Regions from separate parts of the Homo sapiens genome. Here region 2 is linked to region 1. A link is a loop called in an ENCODE intact Hi-C map of the cell type or tissue named here. Cell type or tissue: endothelial cell of umbilical vein. All regions are shown on one strand. Links, peaks and the distances in the headings refer to the core of each region. The heading gives the core; the rest is flanking DNA.

Region 1 (15,799 bases), core at 3,779-8,778:
GGCACAAACCCTTTCAGTTTCCCCAAGTACTCATGGAGTGAAGTCATGTTTCTCAGTACGTGCTTCCTTGGGGGTCTGACAATGCTTCACTCAGAGCAGCGTCAACTGAGGCCAAGGTCATGGGTTGACTTCTTCAAGGTCACAGATTGGCTTTTCCCATGGGCAGTCAACTTCTTCAAGGCCTGTGGTCAAATCCAGCCCTCCTCACCTTTCCTCACTCTCCATTTAGGAATATGTCAACTGTTGCAGTGTAAGGGGCTAGAATGTGAGGTCTTTCCTACTGTCTACTTCCATGAGAGGACAGCAGTCAATGTTGTGTTGATTTCATACTCAAAAGACAGGAGTCTACATTTAATTGGATGCCATACATGTTATTTCTTGTCCTATTAAAAATATGGTCTTGTATTAAAATTAGATTTCTGAATAATGCCTATGTATAGGCCTGAGGGTATTTCTCCATCTCAACCTCCGTGCTATGAGCCTGCAACAGGAATGGCGCTATCACTGCTTCTTCACACAAGGTTAACTCTCTTACTAAGTGGATTCTGAAAGGATTGAGGAATTGAGGCTGACCCGGGTAGTGATGGGATGAGAATGTCAAGAGAAGATGTCCTTGGGTGGACAACAGCATCTTGATAGAGCTTCCATTTTATCTTTCCAAGCAGCCCAATACTGTTTTCTTATCTATAGATTCATGGAAGGTTACAGCTCAGAAATGTCTTTACGATTTCCTAGTCCAACCCTCCGGTAAACCATGGGCCAGAGTGGTTGTGTCAACCAATGATCACACAGCTGGTCAGTGGCCAGGCTAGGATTCATTCTCTACTCTCTGGTGCTACTGACTATAAAGGAAGAAGCAGGATGGGAAGATTCTAATGAACTCAGAAAGAGGACGGGGAAAGAGAGCAAGGATTGAAATCCTAGTATCCGAGAACCATGGGACTTGAAAGGGTCCAATTTAGTTAAATGCAAATCGTGTGATATGGTTTGGCTGTGTCCCCACCCAAATCTCATCTTGAATTGTAGCTCCCATAATTCCCAGGTGTTGTGGGAGGGACCTAGTGGGAGATAATGGAATCATGGAGGCGGTTTCCTCCATACTGTTCTCATGGTAGTGAATAAGTCTCACAAGATCTGATGGTTTTATAAGGGGAAACCCCTTTTGCTTGGCTCCCATTCTCTCTTGTCTGCTGCCATATAAGACATGCCTTCTGCCTTCCACCATGATTGTGATGCCTCCTCAGCCACATGGAACTATGATCCATTAAACTTCTTTTTCTTTATAAGTTACCCAGTCTGGGGTATGTCTTTATCAGCAGCGTGTAAACGGACTAATACAGTGTGTATGCAAAGCCAAACATATAACATTACTTTGTCAAAAAATGGCAGCCCAAGGAACTATGAAGGCTCAAAAAGCAAAGCAAAACAAAACAGGGTAAGAGAAGAGTCTCAGATCGTAGACACCAGGCAGGTTAACTAGAGGAGCTTTGGTGCTACTTGGAGGCTTGAGCTGATAGAATTATACTTACAGTTAGGATTTGTGCTTGCCCTCAGACAGAAGGGCAGGCCAGGCCTGACTGTACACCTATCATTTCAACAGTCTACAGGACACATGGCTGGCATTTTGCTAAACAAGGCTCCTAAAAAAGGTGTGAATGGCTTCCCTGACATCACTTTACATGGATCTCTGAATTTTGCACAAAAACAGAAAGTCTTAGAGAGAAGGTGGCCACAGCCTCCTAGCTGGCCCTGGAATGGAGTGAGGCCTCTCTTTTCTACTATATTGGTAAGATCTGTTTTACATTTTACCCTGGTCTGGAACTGCCCTGAGTCTGGGAGGTGCCCATATGAGGGAAGCACATGGTGGACCACAGCAGAAAAGCCACAGGGTCTTCCAGAGCGGTCACTCCAGCTACCCTCCTTGGTGTGGGAAGGTGTGGTTTTCTGAAGACACCGCGCCCTGTTCCAGGCCCTTAATGGTGTCAAGTTTTCATGGAGGTTTCTTTGTGATGGAGGGACCCTATCCTTTCTCATGTCTGAAAACTGCTCTGCCACAGGGTAAATGATTCAGAAAGTTTCTGATTCAGCCACAAATGAAACTGGGGAAGCCTCATTAAAGGCACTAATGAGCGCTCCCTTTCATCGCAGGCACTGTCTTGACATCTCCATAGATGTCTCTGCAATGATGGGCCCCTCCCTGTGTACTGCCTGGGAGAGCAGCCAGGGCGAACCTGCAATGGGGGCTGAGCTCTGTGAACAAAAGAAGCCTCCCTTCTGAAAGGCAAGCCCAAGTTGAAGTCATCAGACAGAGATAACTGAGCTACGGGCCCTCAAGGCTACACTGGAGCAGGTCTGAGGCCAGCCCAGACTCTTGTCATTAGAACAGTCTGCAAGACATATGGCTGGCATTTTGCTGACCAAGCCCCTAGAAAAGGTACGAATGAATTGTTTTACATCATTTTAAAAGGATCTGTGGTATTGTGCAAAAACAGAAAGTCTTATTTCCAGATAGCAAAGAAAAGTTTTAAAAAAGAGATCTAGCCAGGCGTGGTGGCTCGCACCTGTAATCCCAGCACTTTAGGAGGCTGAGGCTGGCAGATCACGAGGTCAAGAGACTGAGACCATCCTGGCCAACATGGTGAAACCCTGCCTCTACAAAAAATACAAAAATTAGCTGGGCGTGGTGGCGCGCGTCTGTAGTCCCAGCTACTCAGGAGGCTGAGGCAGGAGAATTGCTTGAACCCAGGAGGTGGAGGTTTCAGTGAGCCGAGATTGTGCCACTGCACTCTAGCCTGGCGAAAGAGTGAGACTCCATCTCAACAAAAAGGCAAAAAAAAAAGACCTATGTCTTTTGATTTCATTTTCCTTGAGAGAAGCAAGACGTCTTGTGGTTTGTTTCATGAAATATCTGATCATAGAAAGGGGGAGGTGGTTCATAGATTATAAAATGTTGTCATTCTAAAACTGCGAGTTATACATTTCATATCACACATTACAATTACATTTGGGAGGAACCGTGCTTTCTCACACGGCAAGATGTCCAGGACAAGAACACAAGAGGAAACTTAGGCAAGTCTGCATAAGGTTCTAGGTGGACATCTCCTATTCCAGTGGTCTCCCCTCAGGCCTCTCCACCAGCAACGGTGCAGTGAGAGTAACAGAGAAATAGACCCAGGCCTGGTGGGAGGTTGGAAGGCAGCAAATATAGATAATTGAGCAAAAATAGATAATTTGTTGAAAAGGAGACCCACATCGGCCAGGTGCGGTGATTCACGCCTGTAATCCCAGTACTTTGGGAGGCTGAGGTGGATGGATCACAAGGTCAAGAGATCTAGACCAGCCTGGCCAACATGGTGAAACCCTGTCTCTACTAAAAATACAAAAATTAGCTGGGCGTGGTGGCACGTGCCTGTAGTCCCAGCTACTTGGGAGGCTGAGACAGGAGAATCATTTGAACCTGGGAGGGAGAGGTTGCAGTGAGGTGAGATCACACCACTGCACTCCAGCCTGGCGACAGAGCAAGACTCTGTCTCAAAAAAAAAAAAAAAAAAAAAAAAAAAAAAAAAGAAAAAGAAAAGAAAGAAAGAAAGAAAGAAAAGTAGACCCACACCAAAGAGTGTTACCTTGCATGTAACTTTAAAGCAAATGATTTTCCTTCTGTTTAGATAACAAAGAAACCAAATATTGCTTATGTCTTTAAAAATACTTGGTATGGAAATAGGTTGGTGTGGATCGGATAAATTGCTGTGGAAAGTCTGACTCAGATGAACTGGAGCAGAGTGGCCCTGCTCAGTGGGAAGAAAGGCACCTTCAAGGTGACAGCGTAAAAGATGAGACTATAAATAACTCCGGCCATCAGTAAGGGCACTCGATATGTTCCTACCATTCAGAGACAACAGAATTAAAGAGTTGGACAAACCAAAAGAGACCATCTGTCCAGGTCTGTCTTTGGGCAGGTGAATACCTAAACCATCAGAGCTGTCTCTTTATTTCTTGGGGATCTTATGTAGCAGGGATCCCCAACCCCTGGGCCACAGACTGGCTGCACAGCAGGAGGCGAGCCGTGAGAGAGTGAAGCTTCATCTGTATTTACAGCCACTCCCCATTGCTCACATTACCACCTGGGCTCCACCTCCCATCAGATTAGCAGTGGCATTAGATTCTCACAGGAGCACGAACCCTGTTCGTGAACTGTGCTTGCCAGGGATGTAGGCTGCATGCTCCTTATGAGAATTCAATGCCTGATGATTTGTCACTGTCTCCCATCACCCTCAGGTGGGACCATCTAGTAGCAGGAAAACAAATTCAGGGTTCCCACTGATTCTACATTATGTTGAGTTGTAGAATTATTTCATTATATATTTCAATGTAATAATAATAGAAATAAATGTAATGTGCTTAAATCATCCTGAAACCATCCCCCAACCTCAGTCCTTGGAAAAATTGTCTTCCATGAATCAGGTCCCCGGTGCCAAAAAAGTTGGGGACCACTGGGACCATACACCCTTCAACAGAACATGACAGGTCTGCATAAGATTCAAGGTGTTTTCCCTGACATTAGATAGAAAACTCTTCTGTTATATATTTGTAGCTATTTCTGCATACTAATGCTGCCTCATTTGCTGACTTATCATTCTGAAAGTTCCTTCCGTAAAAAAGAAAGGCTTAAAAAATACATTCTAATGATACGTGCCTTCTCTGTCTGTGCACACAGTGTCAGATAGAAAGCAACTTCTTATCCTTCCAATGAAGAACACGGAATAGCTGAGTCTTTGCCAGACATAGCCTGATGGGAACCCTGTGGTGTGGCCCTCTTCATGGGGAGTTCAGTGTGATCAGGTTGAGCCATATTTATGTGATGTCACCTAGGCAGGGATTAACACTGGCTTTACGTGGACATCTCCTATTCCAGTGATCGCCCCTCCGGTCTCTCCACCAGCAACAGTACAATGGGAGTAACAGAGAAATAGACCCAGGCCTGGTGGGAGGTTGGAAGGCACTAAGCCAGCCGGACTAGTGCCAAACTTAGAAACAAAAGGGAAGAAGTTGAGTGAATGAACAGGGGCATAAAAAGGAAGGGATTTCTTTGGTAGGTATGACAAAAACAACCAAGTCCATATCTTAAATATTTTCTCTCCAGTAAAATTTTAATGTCACTTTGGGATAGGGTCTGTATGGTTAGTCTTCTTCTAAACCTGGGTCCAGCTGCTTGGTTTTGTCATGTGATTTTTTTTAAGTAATGGTGAATTTGTAATAGGTTTCTTTCTTCTCTTTCTCTCCTATGACAGACCGGGGAAAGGGGCTTACAACCAGAATGCTATCAAATCCTTTATGAAACATTTGGGGCTAATTACCCTTGCTGGAAGTCTCAGGATTTTTTTCCTTGCAGTTTTTTTTTCCATTTTAATGGAACACAGTTCAAGTCTCATAAATGCTTAAATATGTAGTCGTAAAGTTTCAGATGTCTCATGGGCACCGCTGTCTGCAAATCTACCAGGCAGGGCTCTGCAGAGGTTCAAATTCGAACTGGTTTCCGCCTCTCACAAAGTGTGTTATATAAGCTGGGCTGGGAGAATTTACATGCTCCATGCGGCCATTTAATAAAGCTCACTTGATTATAGAGCCAGGGTCACCCCAGGAAATCTTGCCACCTCCCCATTTAAACAGTGAGAGGGAACTATGCATTTGGCTGTTGTTGCTTTCTCCTGATCCAGTTATCCCCAGGAAGTGATCCTTCATTTCCTTGCTCATGACTGCAGGCTTCAAGGAAGAAGCCAGACCAGGCCAGGGTCAGAGGCCCCAGTTTCAACTTCCTCTGGCTGCAAACAAAGCCATCAATCAGAGCACAGGCATTATTTACACATTCCCTAGGAGTTGCCTTCTTGCGTCTCAGAGCAATGCACCAGCACGTAGTTAGGGAAGTAAAAAACAGGACTGCCCCTCTGTGGAATAATTATGGACTTCACAACTATGAGTTGGGATCAAAAGGGGGACAATCAAGGGATGCCACTGGTTTATGTCCCTTTCCTGACCCAGATGCCTGGGGAGAGCCAGTGAAGTCAGAGGCACATGCAAGTTCTTCCTGCACCTCAGAGCTAGGAGAATGAACTCTGCTGGACTCTTTAGGCAGATGCTTCCCTGAACGCAAGAATCTTTCTGATGCCCTGAGGGCTAAGGCTAGAACCAGGAAGTTGAAAGAGGTGCTCGTTACTCAGAATCCCTGTCCCTACCTCAGCCATATTGTCAACCAAGTCAGCGAACGCTAGAGACTTCAGGAGGAGAAGGGAGTGTTTTCTCACCATAAAAAAAATTCTAGGTGCTCCTATGTCATCGTCACTTGTTTATTTACCTAATGCAACTTTCCCAAGTCATGTACATGTGTCTTTTAGACACTGAACACATCCCACTCCCTTGGGTCAGTCTGGAAACTCTGGTGTAGACTCGGCCACCAACTCACATTTTAGTGATCCTTTACCTTGGGAAAATTGCCCAATCTTTTCTTTTTTTCTCATCTTTGCTTTCACATCTTCCAAATTCCACTTCTGTTCTTTTACTCGCCTTCTCCTTGCCAAGTGATTGGTCCACTGAAGACCAGCATGGCCAGCCTATAAAGGTTGTAAAGAAAGAACTGGCAAGGTAAGGTGTGTGTCAAATGGGTGATGTGTTCTGTCTGTGTGTCTGTCTGTCTGTCTCCATGTGTCTATCTCTCGATGCCTGTCCTATACCTGGCTGAGTGCTGTGAGCTGGCCATGCTTCAATAAACAGCAGACTTGACCTCGGGGAGCTTATGGCACAAAGAAGAGGAAGGCAGACATGGGACAAATGATTATAGACAAGAGGAGCGCTCATATGGGGAAGCTTGGGAGGCTTCAGGAAGGTACCTGAGCTGTAGGACTTCAGAGAGGAGATTGTTGTGGGTTATGTAAGGTCATCACAGAAACCTTCCATCAAGGCATGTCTGAAAGGCTGGGTAGGAATCTAACCACCTGAAAGGAAGAATTGCATTAGCCTGCAGCCTTCCAGGCTACGGACACTTCAGGTAGGAAAGCGGAGACCTGAGTGTCCCAGGGGTTTTGGGGACAAGGAATAGAGCAGTTGACTACGTGGATGCTATGGATGCGCTAGGAGAAAGAGGCAAGTTTGGAGATATTAGCACTCTCTATATACACTTAATCTTCACCAGACCGCTATCATTCCCAATTAAACAGACAAGGAAACTGAGACACAGAGGCTGAATTGCCCAAAATCTCACAAACAGTAAATAATTGAGTGGGATTTTAAACAAGGGGAGCTTGTTGCAGAGTCCACTGACTTAAAACCAGGGCACTCAGTTACCCCTCTCTGTGGTAAGATGGAGTGGAGTTGGGAAGGTCTTGGATGACCAAACCAAGATCTGTGGTCATACGGGATGCCTAGGGGAGTCTGTCAAAACTGGATTTAGTTATCATTTATAAAAGAGACACACATGCAACATGCATACACACACACACACGTGCACACACACACACACACACACATATATATACACCATGTCTAACATTTTCACTCAAATACATGCCATAGTACAGCAGAAGCCTCCAGTGTTTAATCTGTGCTTCTCCTCCTGCATGTCTTGGTAAAGAACATAGATCCTTCTGCCATCACTTTGGATCTGTTTGAAACTTTCCCAAATGCCTCATTGGATGGTTATTCTCCATGTCATCCAGAGTCAAGAAGAGTAACTCTGTCCTGTCCTTTTCAAATATTCTGGCCTGTGCATGTCCACTCAAAAAAAATAAGCAAAAAAATAAAACAAACTTATCAGGCGGGGCATAGTGGCTCATGCCTGTAATTCCGGCACTGAGAGGCCAAGGTGGGAAGATCGCTTGAGGCCAGGGATTCAAGACCAGCCTGGGCAAAAATAGGGAGATCTTGCCTCTATAAAAAATAAAAAGTAAATTGAAAAAAAAAAAAACACCTTATCAGTGTGTTCCAGGATTTTCTTGTTATTGTGCAAGCAAATATGGTTCTCATTAAATGGACTTGTAATAAATAAATGTTATTCACTTATGCTACTAAAATGTCATGTTGAAATATATATATATATTTTTAAGATACAGGATTCTCACTGTTGCCCAGGCTGGAGTGCAGTGGTACAATCATAGCTTAATGCAATGATAAACACCTGGGCTCAAGCGATCCTCCCTCCTTAGCCTCCCAAAGTGCTGGGATTACTGGTGTGAGCCACTGTGCCCAGCCTGAAATCTATTTTACATATTCGGAGTTTAGTATAGAATTCTGCCAAAGGTCTTTGCTGCTGAAATCTTTGGCCCTAAAATAGGCAATCAAGAGCCACTAAAGGTACTGATATCTCAGCAGACAAGTGACTTATACAATGATGGATAAACGGAATGAAGGTGAAGATGACTGGATGAAGATGGGGAGGGGTTAGGAGCATTTTGCAGGCAGCTCTAGGGTACAGCATGGGCAAAAAGGGTCTGAGCAGAGAGCAGGTGGTGGGGATGAGGAGAATTGATAAGCCCATGGAAAAGAGGATTTTTTTTTTTTTTTTTTTTTGAGACAGAGTCTCACTCTGTCACCCAGGCTGGAGTGCAGTGGCACAGTCTCGGCTCACTGCAACCTCCGCCTCCCAGGTTCAAGCGATTCTCCTGCCTCAGCCTCCCTAGTAGCTGGGACTACAGGTGCGCACCATCATACCCAGCTAATTTTTGTATTTTTAGTAGAGACAGGGTTTCACTATGTTGGCCAGGATGGTTTTGATCTCTTGATGTCGTGGTCTGCCCGCCTCGGCCTCCCAAAGTGTTGGGATTACAGGTGTGAGCCACTGCGCCCAGCCGAGAGGATTTTTAATAAGTTAAAATGCAAACAATTTATTTGATCATTCAAATATTATGGCATTTGCAATCATGTTCAAGCTACCTAAAGTATGGGCAGTTGTGAGTGCTTAGGAACTGGAGTTTGTTTATTTTCATTGTTGATTAAATCTTTTATGGAATAAATACAATTCAACACATGCCAATGGATGGTCTTCAGTGACTGTGTAACCACTTTTAAAGGCCTTTCACTTTCAAGATCGATAAACTCAGTAAAGGCAGGTTCTGCTATTGACAATCAGGGTGAAAGACGTTGTTGGCCCTGGTATGGGTGAATCTGTGAGACGAGCTCCCAAGTTCTAGGTTCTAGTGATCAAAAAAAAAAAAAAAAAGAAAGAAAGAAAGAATAGGATGGGGTAATGAGAAGTTTTCTACTTGCATTTTCTAAAAGTTAACTTTTCAAGTACAGCTTTGATTACTTACACGAAGTTTAGTTCACACAGGAATTTATACATGACTTCAAGTTGAGTTTTCTTTTAGTATTCATCTTCCAGATTTGGGAAATACATCATGGGTCTTAAAAACTCACATCTAGGCCCATACTTAATCAAAAAGAACTCTGGGAATATTTTGTTCTTGTAGCTCCACATATGGAAGACCAGAATTGATATTGCCAAGACTTTTCAAAAGCCTGAGATTACTTGTATTTTGTAAGACCCTTTATGACTTACAAAGCAATTCCACAAATTTTTAGTCTTCACATCAGTACTATTAGATAGATTTTATAAATCCTTATTTTATAGACGAGGGCACTAAGAGCCAGAGTGTGTAAGGGACATCCCAAGTCACACAGTTAATAAATGCTACCGAGTTGATACTGGAGCCTAGGTTTTCTGACAAGGCTCAAGCTGCACCCTAAACCATGGAGATTTCTCAGCGTCTTGTTTCAGAAGCACTGGGGTATGGAAAGCAGCACTCACATCTGTGGGTTTTTCTCTTTGGAATGCATGAAATAAGATGTTAGTCATTTTCCATGTCATCAAGAATCAACACTTCTTATGACAGATCACAACATCTCAGAAAATATTTCTTTCATTAGCCACATTACTGACTTACTTCACAACTCTTTGCTGGGGAAGGAGTCTTTGGGGTTAATTTGGTCTGACCTTAGCCCATGTTAGGAATTCTCCTCCACACACAGCTGGTCCTGTGGAGATGAAAAACATGTACACACCCTAAAATCCTGTCCCAGATGAGTGGCTTTAGGGGATGCTAAATTCCCAGGCAGGCGGAGGCAAAAAAAGAAAGGGACATTTGGCCTTTGCCATGATGACTACATTTGACTGATGTTTCAGTGTGATGTTATTTCTGGCATCATCTTGATCTGTAACTCAAGACTGGTTTTAACTTGGGAAAGTCTGAATCTTCACAGATTTCATTTCTGTCTTATCTCCTCCACTGAAATTCAACTAATTTAACACTGTGTTGATCTAGCGCTGGAGGGGACAGAAAAACAAGTAAGACCTGATCTTCCCACTAGAGGTGCCTATGGTAGGGTAGGAGATAGAAGACATGATGTAAATAATTGTAAAAAAATGCCATGACAAGGCAGAATGGACCAGGTAGGATAACAGAAGGAGCAAGTGAGGTGGGGACTTAAGATTTCCTGGAGGAATCTGCCTTTCCAGCCTCTCTCTCTTCCACCCTCCCCTTTACTCACTATACTCTAGCCACACTGTCTTCCCTCTCTTCCCACCATGTGCCACATTCGTTTCTGCCTCAGGACATTTGCACGCCCGCTTCCCTTTTCCCTGTGTCCTTTCCTGAGAATTTTGCTTGGCTCATTCTTTTTCCTCATTTGGGTTTCAGCTCAGATGTCATCATGTCAGGAAGTCCTCCCCGATGACCTTATCCTGCTTATTTGTTTACTTATCTTCTCTCTTGCCATGGAGAATGGAAGCTTCCCTTATATTTGAGAGTCACAGATAAGCTAAGACAAGAACATAATGCTGCTCAAAAAATACTGAGATTCGAAGGGAGTAGAGAGAGAGAAAAGGACAAGACTGAGAATTCCTCTTTGGGTTTATTCATTTAGGTGGGATGAGGAGCAAGAGAAACTAGCAATGAGAAGGCTCAGAGAAGGAGGAAGAAGGGCAGGCTAGGGCCGGGAGAGAGAAGCCAAGGGTGCTGGGTGCTTCCACAGAAGGAGCTACAGAAACATTGAGGCAGATGGGGAAATGGCAGTGGGTGTGACAACCGAATGGCCATTGGTGATCCTTCGGGGAAGGAGGGACAGCAGGAGCAGAGGTCAAGGTTATGAGGGCATATGGAGTGGTTGGTGAGGATGCGGGGCGCCAGGAAGAGTGAGTTGCACCTGATGGCTAGTAGGGAAGGAAGGAGAGAGGTAGTGCGCCATCTTGGGATCGTAGCAGGCTTGAGAGAACGTATTTTCTAAGATTGATGGGAAGATCTAAGTTTGAATGCAGACTCAAAGGAAAACTACAGAGGGAGATATTGAAGATGAAAGAAGTGGGGAAAGTTGAAAGAGAAAGCTGCTGAAAGAGGTGGAGTAGAAGGGCTGGAGAGTACAGATGAAGGGATCCAACCAGCCACATTTCGGGGAGTTGTGCTGATCGACAGGACAAATGTTAAGGTGATCAGGTATCACAATCTAAAATTTTGGCTGGGCGTGGTGGCTCATGCCTGTAATCCCTGCCCTTTGGGAGGCTGAGGTGGGTGAATCACCTGAGGTCAGTAGTTCAAGACGAGCCTGGCCAACATGGTGAAACCCCGTCTCTACTAAAAATACAAAAATTAGCCAGGCGTGGTGGCGGGCGCCTGGAATCCCAGCTACTTGGGCGGCTGAGGCAGGAGAATCCCTTGAACCCAGGAGTCAGAGTTTGCAGTGAGCTGAGACTGCATCACTGCACTGCAGCCTGGGCTACAGAGTGAGACTCTGTCTCAAATAATAATAATAATAATAATAATAATAATAATAATAATAAACAATCTAAAATTTTACAGAGAAGTGGTTGGGGCAAATATCTGTTCTCTTTGCTTTTTCAAGTTTTGGAGTTCTTAAGAAGTTCTTTAAGATATTCATCTTACATTGGGAAGGGGCTTGTTTCAGAGCCAATTAAATCCAGTTTAATTTAAAATCTCCAAGATGAAGGAAGTATGACTTTCCCCATGATGTATGTTTTTTTTTCTTTTTATACTCTTTTTTCTGATTTTTCAAGTAATATATGCTTTTTATTTTTATTATTATTATTTTTTAAATGGAGTGGCTGCCTGGGCGTGGTGGCTCATGTCTGTAATCTCAGCACTTGGGGAGGCTGAGGCAGGACAACTGTTTGAGGCCAGGAGTTCAAGATTAGCTTGGGATACACAGCAAGACCCTATCTCTACAAAAAAATTTTTAAAAAGGAGCCAGGTGTGGTGGCACACACCTGTAGTCCCAGTTGCTTGGGAGGCTGAGGATGGAGGATCACTTGAGCCCAGGAGTTGGAGGCTGCAGTGAGCTAAGATGGCACCACTACATTCCAGCCCAGGTGACAGAGCGAGACCCTGTCTCTAAAAAAGAAAACAACAACAAAAAAAGAAGACACCAAAAAGTGAAAGGAATTTAAAATGTACCTGTAATTCCTACCCCAAAATAACTGCTATATGTCAAAGAGCAGAAATTCTAGAAGCATGATGGTTCAAATCTGGCTCTGTCTCTTCTTACTGAGAGGTAGTTGCAAATTATGTAAACTTTATTTTTTAATTTTAATTTTTTATTTTTTGAGATGGAGTCTCACTCTGTCAACCAGGCTGGAGTGCAGTAGCATGATCTCAGCTCACTGCAGCCTCTGCCTTCCAGGTTCAAGTGATTCTCCTGCCTCAGCCTCCCGAGTAGCTGGGACCATGGTGCCCACCACCATGTCGGCTAATTTTTTTTCGTATTTTTAGTAGAGAAGGGGTTTCGCCATGTTGTCCAGACTGGTCTATAAACTCCTGACCTCAGATGATCCACCCGCCTCAGCCTCCTAACATGCTGGGATTACAGGTGTGAGCCACCCTGCCCGGCCCAAATTATGTAAACTTTAACGCTCAGTAGTTCTCTTCTGTAGGATGAGGATGGTGGTCATAGCTATTACCTTACACCAGCTGATGTGAGGACTAAATTATCTCCAGAACCTGTAGCCCATATGGGAAGTACTCAAAGGCCCCTGCTTTTATGATAATGCCGTTTTCCTCCCAGGCTCTTCCATATAGATGCTCTTCCCCTTGTGAAACTCAGGTTGCTTTGCAGGAACAATTTTGTGTCCTGTTTTTGTTCTCATCTACCCTTAGCTTGTGAACATTTTCCCATAACATCTACATTTCCCTTTTTATTCTAAAGGGAGCTATGGCACGATGCCCCCAAGAAAGTGATAACTACATACCATAGTCCCCCATTATCTAGAGTTTTGCTTTCCAAGGCTTTAGTTAACCATGGGTCAACCGAAGTCCAAAGATGGTCAATGGGAAATTCCAGAAATAAGAATTCATAAGTTTTAAATTGCATGTCATTCTGAATAGTGTGAAGATATCTCACACCTTCCCACTCCATCCCGCCTGGGACATGGACCCTCCCTTTGTCTAGCTCCTGCTGTCCACATTACTCACCCACTAGTCACCTAGTAGCCATCTTGGTTCCCAGATCGACTGTCTTGAGGTCATAGTACTTATATTCAAGTCACTCTTATTTTACTTAATAGCCTCAAGCACAAGAGCAACGAATCTGGCATATTGTTAGAATTGTTGAATTTATTAGTTATAGTGGTTAATCTCTTACTATGCCTAATTTATAAATGAAACTTTATCCAAAGTAATGTATATATAGTGTATATAGGGTTTGGTACTATTCGAGGTTTCAGGCACCCACTGAGGCTCTTGGAAGGGACCCCCTCAAGGATAAGGGTAGACAACTGCATATTGTCATAACTCTTGCAGTATCAATTATTTTTACCTTTTTTAAAGTTTAAGAACTCAGCATCATCATCATCATACTGGAAGCTCACTTTACAAAGAATCACCATAGGGCAGCAGCCGGTACTTATCCCTTCTCTACAAAAACAAATCACAAGCAAAAACCAGGATCCAGCCCTGTGCTAGGACATCAGGGCAGAAACAGACCAAAGCCTGCACAGTGTTCACTGCTCCATTTAGCCTTTGCTGCTTCTCCGCAGGTTGGGTTGTGTTGGTAAAGAAATAAACAAAAGGAGAGTCCCTCTTTCTAATCAGTTTCCTATTGCACTCGGTGGCTATATTAGTCTGTTCTCACACTGCTGATAAAGACACACCTGAGACTGAGTAATTTATAAAGAAAAAGTGGTTTAATGGACTCACGGTTTCACATGGCTGGGGAGGCCTCACAATCATGGTGGAAGGCAAAAGGCATGTCTTACATGGCAGCAGGCAAGAGAGAGCGTGTGCGGGGGAACTCACACGTTTACAAAACCATCAGATCTCCTGAAACTTATCCACTATCATGAGAACAGCACGGGAAAGATCCGCCCCCATGATTCAATAACCTCCCACCGGGTCTCTCTCATGACACATGGGAATTGTGGGAGCTACAATTCAAGATGAGATTTGGGTGGGGACACAGCCAAATCCAATCAGTGGCTCCAGGGGCTCAAGTCATGGGAAGGGGAATTGAGAGGAGAAATTCCCCTTCCAGCACCATCAGGGCCCTGCAGACCCTGGTGTCACCATCCATGCATGGCAGCAGTGCCCTATGCTCTGTGGCTGGCAGCCTGTGTGAGTTATTGGGGTCATCATCACAGCCCTGCCAAGGCAGCACCTGCAGTTCATCTCAGATCCACTGGCTTGGGTTCAAAACCCCGTACCAAACCCTTTCAGAGTGCTGGTGTTTGGTGCAGGGTCTTCTCTCAAACCCCTCTCTCATGTTACACTTTTAACTTGCGATGCATTAGATTGTAAGTGGGCTAGAAATTATCGGCACATTATCTTTAAAAGCAATATGGATTTTCTTCTAATAAAAGCCATTCACTTCAATTCTTTTAGCCATGGACACAATTTTCTTTCTTAGGGCCAGTTTTTCAAATGTCACAGACTACTAACAAAGCATACCTCATATTCAATTGTCTATGGTAAGGTAGTCTTCCAACTCTTCCAACCCCATGTTAATAATTCTGCTTTTTTTTTTTTTGAGACGGAGTATCACTCTGTCACCCAGGCTGGAGTGCAGTGGCTCAATCTCAGCTCACTGTAGCCTCTGCCTTCCGGGTTCAAGCGATTCTTGCACCTCAGCCTCCAGAGTAGCTGGGACTACAGGCGCTCACCACCACGTCCAGCTAATTTTTGTATTTTTAGTGGAGACGGGGTTTCGCCATGTTGGCCAGGCTGGTCTCGAACTCCTGACCTAAAGTGTTCTCCCTGCCTCAGCCTTCCAAAGTGTTGGGATTACAGGTGTTAGCCACTATGCTTGGCCTAATTCTGCTCTTAAATGCCATTTGATGATGGGTGATCCATCGTACTCCTAATCCAAGTCACTGAAGTATCTGGTGGCTACATGGACTACCAATACAGCAGGGTGGAGGAGATTCCCTCTGGCCCTGGGCATTTCTTTTCTGCAGATGAGCTGCAGTACTAGTCCTCAGGCCTTTGCATATGGCTAGAAACCAACCCTTGAAGTCTGGGGCTACAGTTCCCTCCTTAATGAAAAACACATTGTAATACCAGAAGTGGCGCCTGATGGCAAGCTTATTTGCCAACGTGGAGCCAGTGCCCTGCCGGGGTCTACTTTGTTTTGGAATTTCTAGCGTATTAAAGGCCCTAAAGAGAAACTGTGTTCCATATGTGGAGATAACCAGCCTTCCAGAAAAGCACAATGAAAAGGAAGGTGGGGCTGTGAGTAGTCAATGCTGAGAGAAAGGGAAAGACATTATTAGAATACATAAAGCAGTATGTATGAGGAATATTCCGGTATTTTCCAG
Region 2 (15,799 bases), core at 3,753-8,752, 110 kb before region 1:
CCATGTTTTCTTCTTTCTTTCTTTCTTTTTTTTTTTTTTGAGACGGAGTTTCACTCTTGTTGCCCAGGCTGGAGTGCAATGGCACCATCTTGGCTCACTGCAACCTCCGCCTCCTGGGTTCAAGCAATTCTCCTGCCTCATACTCTCGAGTAGCTGGGATTATAGGCATGTGCCACCATGCCTGGCTAATTTTGTATTTTTAGTAGAGACAGGGTTTCTCCATGTTGGTCAGGCTGCTCTTGAACTTCTGACCTCAGGTGATCCGCCCGCCTTGGCCTCGCAAAGTGCTGGGATTACAGGCGTGAGCCACTGCACCAGGCCACCACGTTTTCTTTATCCAAGTGTCCATTGATGGACACTTAAGTGGATTCCATGTCTTTACTATTGTGAATAGTGCTGTGATAAACATACAAGTGCAGGTATCTTTTTGATATAATGATTTATCTTCCTTTGAGTAGATACCCAGTAATGGGACTGCTGGGTCAAATGGTTCTTTGGTTTTTAGTTCTCTGAGAAATCTCCATACTGTTTTCCATAGACGTTGCATGAATTTGCATTCCTACCAACAGTGTATAAGCATTCCCCTTTCTCCACATCCAAGCCTCACCCAAATGGTGAGTGTTAAATGATGGCCTGGATGGATCAATGAATGAAGGAGTGAATGGTGAGGTGGAATAGGATTTTAGCAGGAGAAGCTTTCACATTGATAAACAAAACGAAAAACATTCTTCCGGCAGGGCATGGTGGCTCACACCTCTAATCCCAGCACTTTGGGGGTCCGAGGCAGGAAGACTCCTTGAGGCCAGGAATTCGAGACCAGCCTGGGCAACAAAGTGAGACCCCATCTCCACAAAAAATAAAAAAATTAGCTGGGTGTGGTGCCGTGTGCCTGTGGTCCCAGCACAGGAGTTTGAGGCTGCTGTGAGCCATGATTGTGCCACTGCACTCCAGCCTGGGCAACAGAGTGAGGTCCCATCTCAAAAAAAGGCAAAAAGCAAAAACCAGTGTTCCCTTGAGTTCTGTTCCCACGTCCAAGCCCTTCTCAATCTTCACAGGAGCCTTCAGTGACTTCATATGTCCTGCTGGTTCTAACTCCTGCTCAATTCAATGCTTCCTAATGCTAGGGATGCCTTCTCTCTCAGTAGGTTTCAGGGCTGTCTTTCACCACTGGAAACCTCTATTTGTAGATATGGGTGCAGCCTAGGTCCATCACCTTTAGCCCCAACCACCCTTAGTAAGTGGAGCTGAACATGTGCAGGGAAGACCCATCTGTGGGAATTCAGGAGAGCCAGGAGAAAGGCATGGATCCCCATCTTTGCTTCTGTCACCTGCCTGACTCTTCTTGCCATAAGTGTTTCACCAAAATAAATCGGGGGCCTGGCCAGGCCACTGGAAACACTGACCTTGAAGACTTTTCAGGAAATGATTTGCATGCAGTGCAGAAGACCTCTGACCCCTTCCTGTCGCTGGCACCTGATCGGATCCTAGCAGTGACCTCACCTGGGGATTTGACTGTGTGCTTCCCCACATGCCCTAGCTCTCTCTCTCTCTCTTCCTTTCTCTTAGCCTTACATGTTCTCTCTGGAGGAGATAACGCGCTTTACATTCATAACAGTGTGTCAGTCTGCAGAGAGAGAAATCATCTAAGGCCATGACCTCACTGCCACAAGTGTCACTGACTGCCAGGCAGAGCATCCATCGGGCAGGGCGCTGTCCCTCCTCGGCCCTCCTTCCCTCCATTTGCAGGAGGAAGGGTCACTACCATCCAGGTCACAGGCACAAAAGAGATTTTGTTGTCTGGGCTGCTGCTTTTCCAGCCCCTCTGACAGACTCCAGAAGGAGTCAAGGAATTGGGAAGGCGACAGCGTTAGAACAAGAAGGTGAAAAAACAGCAAGCATGCATCTTTCTCCCAGAGCTTCTCCAAAGCCAAACTATAGACTCTGAATGAGCCCTGAGCCAAGATGAGAGGTCAAGGTTCTTGTCCTGACTGTGGGCCACAGAGTTCTATGGTTTTAACAGAGAAGGTGGGATCCATAGCCCACTTCCAGTGGCTCCCTTTAACCAGTGCTGCCCCCTGCAGAACCAGCACAAGGCGACACGTTAATGTAACCCCAGCATTGCCATTGAAGGCTTTATGGGAGGCCTTGCCCTACTTACCAGAGAAAGCAAAGCGGGAGGTGTAGAGAAATGGGAAGCCTGACCATGTATGTTCATGTTCCATGTCACGCAGCATCCCTGTGTGTGTGTATGTGTGCACAGGAGTACTTGGTGTCATAAGTTTTGCTTATTATTATTAGAGACAGAGTCTCGCTCTGTCACCCAGGCAGGAGTTCAATGGCACATTCTCGGCTCACTGCAACCTCTGCCTCCCGGGTTCAAGTGATTCTCATGCCTCAGCCTCCCAAGTAGCTGGGATTACAGGCACCCACCACCAGGCCTGGCTAATTTTTGTATTTTTGGTAGAGACAGGGTTTTGCCATGTTGGCCAGGCTGGTCTTGAGCTCCTGACCTCAAGTGATCCACCTGCCTTGGCCTCCCAAAGTGCTAGGATTATAGGTGTGAGCCACCATGCCTGGCCAATTTTGCTTTTTAGAAATCACTCCAGACCTGACACTTCTTAGCTAGACAAAGAGGCACACACACACAGAGAGGCAGGACGCTCACTTCTACAGTCCCTGTGGAGTTTTAGACCAAACGCAATGCCTCTGACCTTCTTTGGATGACATCAACTTTACCGGTCTTCATCTGGGGACCTGGGCATCAAATCCCAGCCTGAAGATCCCAGGATTGGCCAGGTATGGTGGTGTATACCTGAGGTCTCAGCACTTTGGGAAGTTGAGGCAGGAGGATTGCTTGAGCGTAGGAGTTTGAGGCCTGCAGTGAGCTATGATTGCACCACTGCACTCTACCCTAGGTGACAGAGCAAGGTCCTGTCTCTAAAACAAATAAAATAAGAACTTAAGATTGCTGTTAGGAAACAAGAAGGCTTTGAAGTCACAGACTTGGACTGGCATTAAGGTTTTCTGAACTGTTGTGGGATCAGGACCCAGTAGCTTCACTTCCCAGAGTTTCAGCTTCTTTTCTGTAAAGTGGACATCATATCTCCAACTTTCTGGACACCATGGAGTTAAATAAGATGGTGTATGGGACATGTAACTCAGTTCTTGACACATAATTATTACTTACTGCTTGTTAATTCCTTCCACACGTCCACTGTGCATTTCCCTTCCCCATGCCAACCTCTTAACAACATCCTCATTACATCCTTATCCTGCTTCCTTTTTGGGTAGGAGATCTCCCAGTTGCCATTGTCTGGGAACACCCAGGCATTCACCGGGGGAGAGGCTGAGCTACTCCAAAATGGAGACAGTGCTGGGTGGACTCCTGCCTCTATCAGAATTCATCCAGGCCAAGAGCTCAGGGCTTTTTTAGCCAAACAACAGCAATCTCCTGCTGGCACGTAATCTTCAAGACTTTCACTTCCTCTGTCAGAGTGGAGGGAAAAATCAAACAGAACAAAAGCAAAATGAAAACCCTGGCCTGGACTTCCATTCTAATGTGCATGAGTGAGGTGGGCTCTGATGATCAATTACACCAGCAGAACCAATGAATTACACCAAGAGAACCGAGTTGCCGGCCCAGCTCACCGGGGGTGAACTCAGACACTGCTTTTCCTGCCTGCTTTCGGCTGCTCCCTCTCGGCCACTCTTCCAAGCTGCATCCCAAGCTGTCCTTTCTAGCTGCTTGATTGAAGTGCCTTTCCCGTGTGTCCACAGCAATACCAGCATCAAGGATTGTCCACTGCCCTCTTAGGATTCCTTCCTCCAAACAGACCCTCGTGCTTCGTCCAGAGTGAGAGGTTTCAGAACAGGAAGCAGGAGGTCTGTGCGGAAATGTCACCTGGATCTTCTAAATTAGTGATTTCAGCCTTGCGAGCACATTAGAATCAGCGGGGCAGTTTAAAAAGCCAGAGATGCCTGGGGCACCCTCGGGATTCCGACTTGATTGGTCTTGGGTGGGTCGAGGAATCTGTGGATTCTTTTTTCTTTTTCTTTATTTAGAGAAAGGGTCTCACTCTGTCACTCAGGCTGAAGTACAGTGGTACAATTATAGCTCACAGCAACCTTGAACTCTTGGGATCCTGCTAGGAAGCTGGGAATGGCCTAGATCTCCAAGCACACCCCTAGGGGACTAGAGGGTGAGGCCTGCAGGCCAGGGGGTAGGTGGGAGTGATCCTCCCACCTCAGCCTCCGAAGTAGCTGGGACTAGAGGTGAATGCCACCACACCCGGCTAATTTTTAAATTTTTTATAGAGACAGGGTCTTGCTATGTTGCCCAGACTGGTCTTGAACTCCTAGCCTCAAGCAATCCTCCCACCTCAGCCTCCTAAAGTGGGAATCGGTTGATTCTAATGAGTGCAACTAGGAATGAGCATCTGGAAAGAATCACTGTGTTGTGGGGAAATGCATATTTGCGATGTAATTAGAATGCTGATGCCTTTCCGTGTACAGTCTGCCTTCACACATATGTCTCCCTGGATTCAGAACAGTATTTATCGAGCACCCACTCGTGCTGGGTAGGGTGATGGGTGCCATGGATCTGCCATAGGAAGCCATGGTCCCTGACTGTATTAGACTGTTCTCACATTGCCAATAAAGACATACCTGAGACTGGGTAATTTATAAAGAAAAAGAGGTTTAATGGACTCACAGTTCCATATGGCTGGGGAGGCCTCACAATCATGGTGGAAGAGCAAGAGAAGTCTTACATGGTGGCAGGCAAGAGAGAGCTTGTGCAGGGGAACTCCCATTTATAAAACCATCAGATCTCATGAGATTTACTTACTACCATGAGAACAGTATGGGGGAAACCGTCCCCAGGATGCAATTATCTCCACCTGTCCCTGTCCTTGACACATGGGAATTATTACAATTCAAGGTGAGATTTGGGTGGGAACACAGCCAAACCATATCACCAACCTTCAGGAGCTCACAGAGTGGCCACATAACTCCTGACATTCATGGGGCATCTGCCCTGTGCCCGGTGGTTAAGGGCCCAGATTTGGGAGCTCCTTACTGACTGTGTGGCTTCAGGCAGGTTAAATGAACCTGTCAATACAATATCAGTACCTGCTTCATTGGAGCGTTGTGAGGATCAAAAGCCTTCTAACAGAGAAAGCCCTTAGAACAATGCCTAGCATCTCGTAAGTCTTTACAAGAGCCCACTAATCTATACAGAATTGCAGTTAATCATCTCAACAACACTATGAGGCAGATGTTATTGTTATGATCATTCCCATATTAAAGGTCACCCGGCTATGACATAGTGGAGCTGGGCCTCAAAGCCAGGTAGTCTGACCCAGAGGCAGGGTCTGGGCGCTTAAAAGTTAAGTCCAAAGTGGGTGCAGAAGGAGACATGTCCTCCTCCTTGGGAATGTGTAAGCTGATTTGAAAAACACCAAGCAGGCCAGGCGCAGTGGCTCACGCCTGTAATCCCAGGACTTTGGGAGGCCACGGGGGAGGTGGGTGGATCACCTGAGATCAGGAGTACAAAACCAGCCTGGCCAACATGGCGAAACCCTGTCTCTACTAAAAATATAAAAATTAGCTGGGCACGGTGGTGGGTGACTGTAATTCCAGCTACTTGGGAGGCTGAGGCAGGAGAATCGCTTGAACTTGGGAGGTGGAGGTTGCAGTGGGCTGAGATTGTACCCTTGCACTCCAGCCTGGGCAACAGAGTAAGACTCCATCTCAGAAAACAACAACAACAACAAAACAAAACAAAAACCACCACCAACAACAAAACAAAACAAAACCAAACCAAAAAAACAAGCAGCCAGGCAGCCTAACCAGTTCTCCTAAGAAACCGGTCTCTGGACACAAATTAGTCCCGTCTTCCCTAAAATAAAACCCGGCCTGCAGACATGAGCACAGTCCTTTGTGCTCTTCTCCAGGAGGGAGAAAAATGGTGAGATATCAAGCCCCTTCCCCCGGAGGCTTCTTGGAGTTCCTCTAAGTATTAATCTCTGAATAGTCAAAGGATACCAGAATTTGAAAGCCTGACGTTAGAAAGAAAACTTTTGAAGAACTGACTTCATCCCTCGGGGCAGAGGGAAGACGAAATTGATGCGTCTGAAATTTCTGGTCCAGAGAGTCATCTTCAGCATTACAAAGCACGTCAGGAGAACAAGGCACGGGGCTCCACAGGGGGTGAACAGGGAACTGAGACCAGCCTGTGTTGCCATGGGACACATTTCCAGGAAGGCTATTAACAGTGGGTGATTTAAATGAGCGAGAGACAGAGGCACATGGCTTTTTAAGCTGACAGGGTTAACATTTCCCCTCTTGACTACACAAGACCTCATTCTTACCTCCGAAATTCTTCTCTGCCCAGTTTTTCCCTTTGTCCCACTTTAGCAAATGGACTTCCAGACAATCAGATAATTCCCCGTGATAGCAGCGTGCACGGAAAACATGTCATGATGATATCATCTATCTAAGACCCAAGAGTGAGGCTGCCAGGGGGTGGCCGGAGATGGAGGTCATTAGGATGCATAGAAAGAAATATGCTTTCTTATCCTTTTCAAAATGCATTCATTCAGCACAGCGGCAAGTGTAATGGTTAAGAGGAGGGCTTTGATGGCCGCCGAACTTGGCTTTGAGCCCAGTTACTTCACTCGTGGAGCTGTGTGAACCTCAGCAACCTACTTAACTCTTTGTGCCTCAGTTTCCTCAACAGTAGCATGGAGATAACAACAGTTTATCCTACGGTTGTCCTCAAGAATTAGTGAAAACTTACAAGGGTAATGGTTGTATGCCTGGCATGTAAACAGTCATCATTTTATATGTGGTTATATACCTTTACATATAGTTCTATAGTCCTTATATATTATTACTGGAATCTACAACCCCCAGGGCCACGGACCAGTACAGGAACCGGGCTCCACAGCAGGCGGTGAGTCGCAGGAGAGTGAGTGAAGCTTCATCTGTATTTATAGCAGCTCCCCATCGCGCATTATTGCCTGAGTTCCACCTCCCTTCAGATCAGTGGTGGCATTAGATACTCATAGGAGTATGAACCCTATTGTGAACTGTGCATGCGAGCTATCTGGGTTGTGTGCTCCATCAGGTGTCTAATGCCTGATGATGTGTCACTGTCTCCCATCACCCCCAGATGGGACAGTCTAGTTGCAAGAAAATAAGTTCAGGGCTCCCACTGATAGGACATTATGGTAAGTTGTAGAATTATTTCATTAGATACTACAATATAATAATAGAAATAAAGTGCACAAGAAATGTAATGTGCTTGAATCATCCCCAAACCATCCCCCTCCCCCTTTCACCAGTCTGGAAAAATTGTCTTCCTTCAAACAGGTCCCTGGTGCCAAAAAGGTTGGGGACCATTGTATTATTATTTTTATTCATTAATTCACTAAGTATTTAGAGAGTGTCTACTATGAGCCTGGCACTAAACACTTCAGCAGAGAATTCAAGATTTTGTTTTTGAGATGGAGTCTTACTCTGTTGCCCAGGCTGGAGTGCAGTGGCACGATCTCAGCTCACTGCAGCCTCTGCCTCCCGGGTTCAAGGGATTCTCCTGCTTCAGCCTCCTGAGTAGCTGGGACTACACGTGTGAGCTACCACACCTGGCTAATTTCTGTATTTGTAGTAGAGACGGGGTTTTGCCATGTTGGCCAGGCTGGTCTTGAACTCCTGACCTCAGGTGATCCACCTGCTTTGGCCTCCCAAAGTGCTGGGATTACAGGTGTGAGCCAAAGCACCGGGCCAGGATTTTGGTTATTCTTTAAGGGATGGACATCAGTCTGTCTTGGAAGAAACTCTCATAGCACTCATCTGACATTTTGGTCACACCACAGCCCAAAGCATTTTTATGTCATTTCCTTGATCTTGGTAGTTTTCCTGGGAAGGAAAAAGAGGTGGTACAGAAATTGACAATTCTTTGGGGGGCGCGGGGAGGAAACAGAGAAACAGAAATGCGAAGTGGCTTGTTTGGAGCCACCCGTTACCCCTAGTAGAGCTGGAATAGGTCTCACATGGTCTTGACAGAGCCAGTTATAGCACTTCCCAGAGTGTTAATTACATCGGGTCCTTGTTCCTCCACAACTGAAGAAGTCACATACCCCAAAATGAGTTTGTGGCCCAGGAGGGAGGGTTTTTCATGGCAAGGAGGGCCTGGAAAGACTGACTAACCAGGGGTCTTCACTCCAGGGTTCCTCAGTGGTTCTTTTTTTTTTTTTTTTTTTTGAGACGGAGTCTCGCTCTGTCGCCAAGGCTGGAGTGCAGTGGCACGATCTGGGCTCACTGCAAGCTCTGCCTCCTGGGTTCACGCCATTCTCCTGCCTCAGCCTCCCCAGTAGCTGGGACTACAGGCACCCGCCACCACGCCCGGCTAATTTTTTGTATTTTTAGTAGAGACGGGGTTTCACCGTGTTAGCCAGGACGGTCTCGAGCTCCTGACCTCATGATCTGCCTGCCTCAGCCTCTCAAAGTGCTGGGATTACAGGCATGAGCCACCGCACCCGGCCGGTTCCTCAGTGGTTCTTAAGCAAATGTGCCCACATCTCACATGGGAACACATGGTGAGGATGGTGAGGCATTTCCCAAACTTACTTGACGCAGACCCCTCTCCAGCACATTTTTGGAAATACTGGCTCCAGAAATGCTTTCCTCAAGGGGGTTGCTCTTTGAGACAACCACCCAAAATTACAAATACCAGTTTAAACTGCCCTAACTGCTGCCTTTCTCCCTCCCTTAATATGGTCAGTGAGCTGCAAAGAAACTTCTCCCAAAGCCTACTGGGCCGAGCCCAGCAAGGTTCAGGGGCCCTGACACTTGGATTCTGGAGTCCTGATTGGGCCTCGAGTGCTGGCCTCTCCCATGACAAGCCCTGAGAAGCCAAGAATTCCAGCCAAGATTCCTGACCTTGTTTAATGAAACTGTTTAGAGCTTTCCACAGATCAGAAAGCTGGCAGTGGGGAGACTACAGCAGTTACAAAAGATCACGGGGTCACATTTGCAGCCACTGTACTTTTTCTAACAGTTGGCCAGATGAGGCAGCTTCTAATTTCTTATCCACTCAGGCAATGTCATTACTCAAGGTCCATCTCATCTCTTTGTGGGCACCAGTATGTTCACAGGTACACTGACTGACAGTGCAACCTTGCATTCAACAAGAAGATGTGAATATTGTACCATCATGCACTACGCCCAGCTTTCCTCCATCCAATCCCAATCCCACTCCTCTTCTGCAAGTTGTACCCTTAACACACACATCTCTGGTTGCACAGAACTGTTGGGTTCGATATTTTCTATCTTCCCTTCATTTCCTCACTCTCTTCTTCCTGCTTCCTGTTCTGATGACATGACAGCAATCAGGAATCTGGTGGCTACTATGGTGACCTGCCCAATGAAGACCTCTTAAGGGGATGGAGGAAGAAAGCAGGCTTAGCTCTTCTAGAACCTTCCTTTCCATGAAAAACAGGGCACACCTTTTCTTCTCTAATCATCTCCCTATTTAACACATCACAGGAAAGATTGCTGAATTACAACGTGCTATCTCTTTATTTAGTTATTTAGAGGTAGGATCTTGCTCTGTTGCCCAGGCCTGAGTGCAGTGGCGTGATCATAGCTCACTGAAGCCTCTACCTCCTGGGCTCAAGCCATCCTGCCTCAGGCTTCCCAGTAGCTGGGACTACAGACGTGCACCACCATGCAGAGCTAATTTTTTTTTTTTTTTTTTTTTTTAGAAATGGGGATCTCCCTGTGTTGCCCAGGCTGTTCACAAACTCATGGGCCTAAATGATCCTCCTGCCTTGCCCTCCCAATGTGTTGGGATTACAGGCATGAACTACCACGCCCAGCCACAATGTGCCATTTATGATCTCCTTTTGTAAACTTGTCTCTTGCTGCTCTGCTTCTCAGTTTGTTGCATTGCTTCCTCTCTGTTCTGTTTTCTTCCCCCTCCCTCCCTTTTTTTTTTGAGATTGAGTCTCGCTCTGTTGCCCAGGCTGGAGTGTAGTGGCACGATCTTGCCCCACTGCAACCTCTGCCTCATGGGTTCAAGCAATTCTGGTGCCTCAGCCTCCCAAGTAGCTGGGATTACAGGCATGTGCCACCACGCCCAGCTAATTGTTGTATTTTTAGTAGAGACGGGGTTTCACCATGTTGGCCAGGCTAGCCTCAAACTTCTAACCTCAAGTGATACGCCTGCCTCAGCCTCCCAAAGTGCTGAGATTACAGGCGTGAGCCACCGCGCCTGCCTATGTTCTGTTTGCTACATACCTTACAATATGGACCTTAGACTGTAAGTTCCTGGGAGATGGGGACATTGCCCGTTTTCTTTATTATACAGTCTAAAATACTGACCTTAACCAGGACATTGAATAAAAACCATCCAATGATGATTAAGATAAATGCAATGATTAATATGACTTTAGGGCTTGGCTGGAAGAATAATTTCCTTTTTTTTTTTTTTTTTTTTTTAGAGATAGGGTCTTGCTCTGTCACTCAGGCTGGAGTACAGTGGTGGATCTTGGCTTACTACAGCCTTGAACTCTTGGGCTCAAGTGATCCTCCCACCTCAGTCTTCTTAGTAGCTGGTACTACAGGTGCATGCCACCACACCTAGCTAATTAAAATTTTTGTTTGTTTGTTTTTTAGAGATGGGGTCTTGCTGTCCTGCCCAGGCTGCTCTTGAACTCTTGGCCTTCAGCAATCCTCCCACCTTGGCCTCTCAAAGTTCTAGAATTACAGGTGTGAGCCACCACATCCAGCCAGGACCACCATTTCTAAAGGCATTTTGGGAAAATCACCATTTATTTAATTATCCACCTGAACAGGAGACTAAAGAAATTATAGTTTTTGAGAAAATGCTTTCTGAGTGATCCTCCTCTGTGGTCATCTCTGCCAACAGGATTCCTGCCATAAAACGTGCACCAGAGTAATGCAGAGGGCATCTGTAGATGTAGTTGTAAAGTCCTAAGGTTTTCACTGAGACCCCAGTTAAGTTGGCTTTGGGTACCATTGGCGTCCTCCTGTTTTCTTTCTCCTTTCAGCTTGTACAACACTGAGAGCTTAAGACACATGGACTTTTCCAGATTGCCACATGGTCATGTGAAAGACACACCGGCTCCAGGCTCAGCAAGCCAGGCCCACATCATAGCTCACGGCATACAGGCTCCTGGTTCAGGAAAGGAAGGGGGCCTTGAGCCACCAGCCATGTCCCGCAGTGCTTGAGATTGGGAGGAGTGGACTCCTAACACCAGAGTGATGACTCAGGTCTGAGCCGGCGTGTGCTGCCCCAGCTGGAGGCCCGACTTTCCCTGGAGAAACACTGAGCCTGCTGTCTTCAGAGCCAGAGCAGAGCAGACCATTCCTGTGAAGCATGGACTTCCCAGGTGCAGAAAGCAGAGGCCCATCCCAGGCAGCACAGTGTGTCCCTATAAAAATGACGGAGTGAGGCCCATGGCTGTCTCAGGATGCTCTGTGGTGGGTGGCTTTGCACACATTGCTGCCTTAATACCTCACAATTGCTTAAAGAGGTCATTTGCTCGAGGTCACTGTTAGGGACTGAACTATGTGCCTTCCTAAAATTCATTCCCAAAGTCCTTACTCCCAGCATACCTCAGAATGTGCTGTATTTGGAGATAGGATCTTTAGGAGGTAATTCAGGTTACATGAGGTCATATGGGTGGGACTGAGTCCTTATAGGACTGGGTCCTTCTGGGAAGGGGAAGAGAACCAGGGATACTCCAGTATACAGGAAAGGTCAAGTGAGGACACAGGGAGAAGGCGGATGTCCACAAGCCAAGGAGAGAGGCCTCAGGAGACACCAAACCTGCCGAGACTCTGATCCTGGACTTCTAGCCTCAAGAACTGTGAGAAATAAATGTTGGTGTTTAAGCCACCCAGTCTATGGGATTTTGTTCTGGCAGTAGGAGCTGCCTAATATGGTGACAGTTAAAAAGTGGTCTAAGGACCATGTGGGTTGGCTCATGTCTGTAATCCCAGCACTTTGGGAGGCCAAGGTGGGTGGATCACTTGAGGTCAGGAGTTCAAAACCAGTCTGGCCAACATGGTGAAACCCCGTCTCTACTAAAAATATGAAAATTAGCTGGTGTGGTGGCACATGCCTGTAATCCCAGCTATTAGGGACGCTGAGGCATGAGAATCGCTTGAACCCAGGGGGTGGAGGTTGCAGTGAGCTGAGATTGCACCACTGCACTCCAGTGTGGGCAAAAAGAGTGAGACTCTGTCTCAAAAAAAAAAAAAAAAAAAAAAAAAAAAAGTGGTCTAGGCCCAGGTGCAATGGCTCATGCCTATAATCCCAGCACTTTGGGAGGCCAAGGTGGGAGGATCACTTGAGCCAGGAGTTCGACACCAGCCTGAGCAACACAGTGAGACCTCATCTCTACAGAAAATAAAAGAATTAGACAGGCATGGTGGTGCATGTCTGCCGTCCAAGCTACTAGGGAGGCTGAGGTGGGAGGATGGCTTGAGCCCAGGAGGTTGAACCTGCAGTGAGCCGTGATCATGCCATTGCACTCCAGCCTGGGTGACAGAGTGAGACCCCCATCTAAATAAGTAAGTAGATGAAATTAAAAAGTGGTCTAATGTTACAGTTCATGCTTGGGAGTAGTAGAGACTTCATACATTAACTTTTGTCTTGTTTCAACAATCTCAGGCCAAGGTTTAAGATTCTGGATGCCTGCACCATTAGCTACTATTTTAAAATAAAGAATTTGACTGGCTTTTGTCCCTGATTTTGGGGAGACAGACAGGAAACCCTTGGAATTTCCTGAGTAATAGGATTATCTTTGTTATTCACGAACCCTTTGGATCACCCCTGAGTTTACGCTAACGAGAATGACTTGGAATGGGGACTGATCAGCAGAAAGACCAAACATGTGATTTGAGCCATGTGTGACCAGCTTGACCTCCTAACCTCTAGGGAGGAGAAGGAGACTGAAGATTGGGTCCAATCACATGGCCAAGGATTCAGTCAATCATGCCTACATAATGAAACCCCAATAAAAACTCAGGATGCTGAGACTCAGTGGAGCCTTCCCGTTGGTGAAAAGAATCAATGTGCCAGGAGAGTGTTGCACTGTAACTCCAGGAGGAGACAGCACAGATATTCTGCATGTGGGACCCTCCCAGGCCTTATCCAATATGTCTCCTCATTTGGTGGGCCCTGGCTAGCCTCCTATATAATATAACCTTCATCATGAGTATGGCACTTTCCGGAGTTCTGGCAAGTCATTCTAACAAATTATTGAGCTGGAGGAGGTCACAGGAACCCTCATATTTGCAGCCAGTTGATCAAAGTAAAGGTAGTATGGGGACCCCCAACCTTGCAGCTGGCATCCAAACTGAGAGCTATCTTGTTGGGGACTCTGCTCTTAAACCTGTGAAATCTGCATTAATTCCAGGTGGTTAGTGCCAGAATTGCACCGCGATATTACAACTATCCTTCCTCTTGCCCACCCACTCAGCACGTAACACTGCAATACCTTGTTCCTCTCACAACAGGGCTTTGTCAGTCACAGAGAGGCTATTAAGCAGCTGGAATTATTTCTGAATGATTCCAAACACTTGAAGGCAGAGGGGTTTGGGGTCAACAAACCCCCAAGGTTGGTTGAACTTTAGGAATCCAAACAATTATCCCAAGAATAATTTGGTGATTCTGTGACCCATTTCTATGCTCTCCTTCCTGTCTTCTGAGTGTCGTCTAGTCCATACACGTGGGTTTGCTTAAAATAGTTCAGCTGTCCCTTTTGTCTCAAATAAATGAGGAAACAGATCATGAACTTTTGTCTCTGCTAGCCATTCATTCGTGCATGAGCCCAGTCAATAACACTGAGCCAGCCTTCTGATGGTCCCAGCCCCCACTGATTGGACACCCATCTTCCAGAGATCAGGTGGTTGGTTTCCTTATCTCTAAATCTCACCAAAATCCTGCAAGGTACTTATAATTCCCATTTTAGTAACGAGAAAGTTGAGGTTCATAAAGGTAAAAACATTTCCCAAGGCCACAGACCATCTACATGAGATGAGACAGAATTCAAACCGGATCTGACTTTGCACAAAGTGCGAGCTTTTCCCGCATTGGTGGCTCTTAAGTGCTGGTATATTTTCTGTTGGTCAGCGGCAAAATGAGAAAAATAGGATAAATGTTATGTAAACTTTCAATAAAGCTAAATGTGTCTTATTTAAAAGACTGTCCTTATTCAAGGCTGCAGTGAGCTATGATCACGCCACTGCACTCTAGCCTGGGTGACAAAGCAAAACCCTGCCTCTAAAAAAAATAAATAAAAATAAAAGACAGTGCTTTATTCTGATTTCATATCCTTTTTTGGTGTGGTGTTTCTTATTATGTAAATGAAGGCTAAAGTAGATGATAATATTTTTCATATACTGACTTGGCAAATACAAAAAAATGACTGCAGCCCCACCTGCCTTTCATCTGTAAATTTTCTGGTCTCTGAAATCAAAAAGTCTGGGAACTGCTGCATCACGCTGCCTCTACCTGTGAGCCTCTGAGGGAAGCTCCAGAAAGGTGTACAATCTGCACTCTTCCCTGTGTTCAACTGCTACAGCCTTAATCCAACATGCAGTACCAAGTATGCAGGCTCCAGACAGCCTATGCTGCATCGGATTCTGGCTTCATCGCTGGGACCCACTCCCAGCCTCTGACTCAGTATATTGGGGGTGCCGACCGGGAACTTGCATTTCCACATCTCAAGTGACACTGAGGCTGTTTGTCTAGGACCACACTTTGAGAACCGCTGATTTCAATCAGTCACCTTGATTCTGCTCCCTGTGTGAGTGTGAGTGACTGCTTCAGACATGGGAATAATATGGACCAGCTGTGGTCTGGGGTGGAGTCCGGAATCGAGGAGTGGGGAGGGACATCTGGGGAATAATTTCCTCTATGATAAAAAGAGTCACGATGGGAAGAAAGTCTCTTTTCTGCTTTTGTTTTGGAGATATAGTCTCGCTCTGTCACCCAGGCTGGAGTTCAGTGGCACGATCTTGGCTCACTGCAACCTCCGCCTGCCCGGTTCAAGCAGCTCTCCTGCCTCAGCCTCCTGAGTGGCTGGAATTAGAGGCGGCCACCACCATGCCTGGCTAAGTTTTGTATTTTTAGTAGAGATGGGATTTCACCATGTTGGCCAGGCTGGTCTCGAACTCCTGACCTCAGGTGATCTACCTGTCTCAGCCTCCCAAAGTGCTGGGAATTACAGGCGTGAGCCACTGCACCCAGCCCCTTTCCTGCTTTTGAACATTATTGTGCAAGGAGGTGGTGCCTGGGCTGCTGGGGCATCCCAGCAGCAGTGTAACCACTCCCTGCAGAGAGGACACAAGTCAAGGAGCCTCTAGAACTTACCTCGAATTAACTGCATTTAATTCCACCAATTAAAGAGAAACTGTGTGGAAAGATTATAATTTTTTTCTTGCTCATGAATGTAATTTGGTGAGAATACTGTAGTTGTACTAAGGGCTAAGAGTTTAGAAATCTTTCTAAGATTTATGCATTGTATGTAGGAGAGTGTGTGTGTGTTATATGAATGCGTATGTGAGTGTGTATTCAAGTGTGTGCATGTTTGTGTATGTGTGTACATGAGTATATGTATGTGAGTGTGTGTGTGTGAATATGTGTGTGCGGTTGACAGACCCACCAAACTTAACATTGAAGGCTTTAGACATCACATAGTCATTGGTTTATATGTTAAACCAATGTTTAATGTTAATCTCCCAAAGGTGAGTGAAAATCGGT

Evidence for each region. A loop is a pair of places that touch in the nucleus more often than their neighbours do. Peaks named below come from ENCODE experiments on the same cell type or tissue, not always from the same donor. Only the 100,000 strongest peaks of a DNase experiment are listed, where the experiment ranks them.
Region 2: a loop joins it to region 1, with 2.1 times the contacts of the local background. A loop is called at or near these places in 4 of 110 quality-filtered maps.

The regions. Positions count from the first base shown.
Region 1 is chr10:13,940,114-13,955,912 of GRCh38, forward strand. The region is part of intron 2 of FRMD4A (FERM domain containing 4A); the gene reads right to left. Among named protein-coding and RNA genes, the nearest start is that of FRMD4A-AS2, 44 kb to the right of the region's middle. RefSeq lists a silencer at 2,095-2,279 and an enhancer at 5,868-6,368. In endothelial cell of umbilical vein, for the core only: a CTCF peak has its summit at 5,946; DNase peaks (open chromatin) are centred at 4,998 and 5,808; H3K27ac peaks cover 2,414 bases.
Region 2 is chr10:13,828,511-13,844,309 of GRCh38, forward strand. The region is part of intron 3 of FRMD4A (FERM domain containing 4A); the gene reads right to left. Among named protein-coding and RNA genes, the nearest start is that of FRMD4A-AS2, 160 kb to the right of the region's middle. In endothelial cell of umbilical vein, for the core only: no CTCF peak of the experiment used is centred there; a DNase peak (open chromatin) is centred at 6,611; H3K27ac peaks cover 2,690 bases.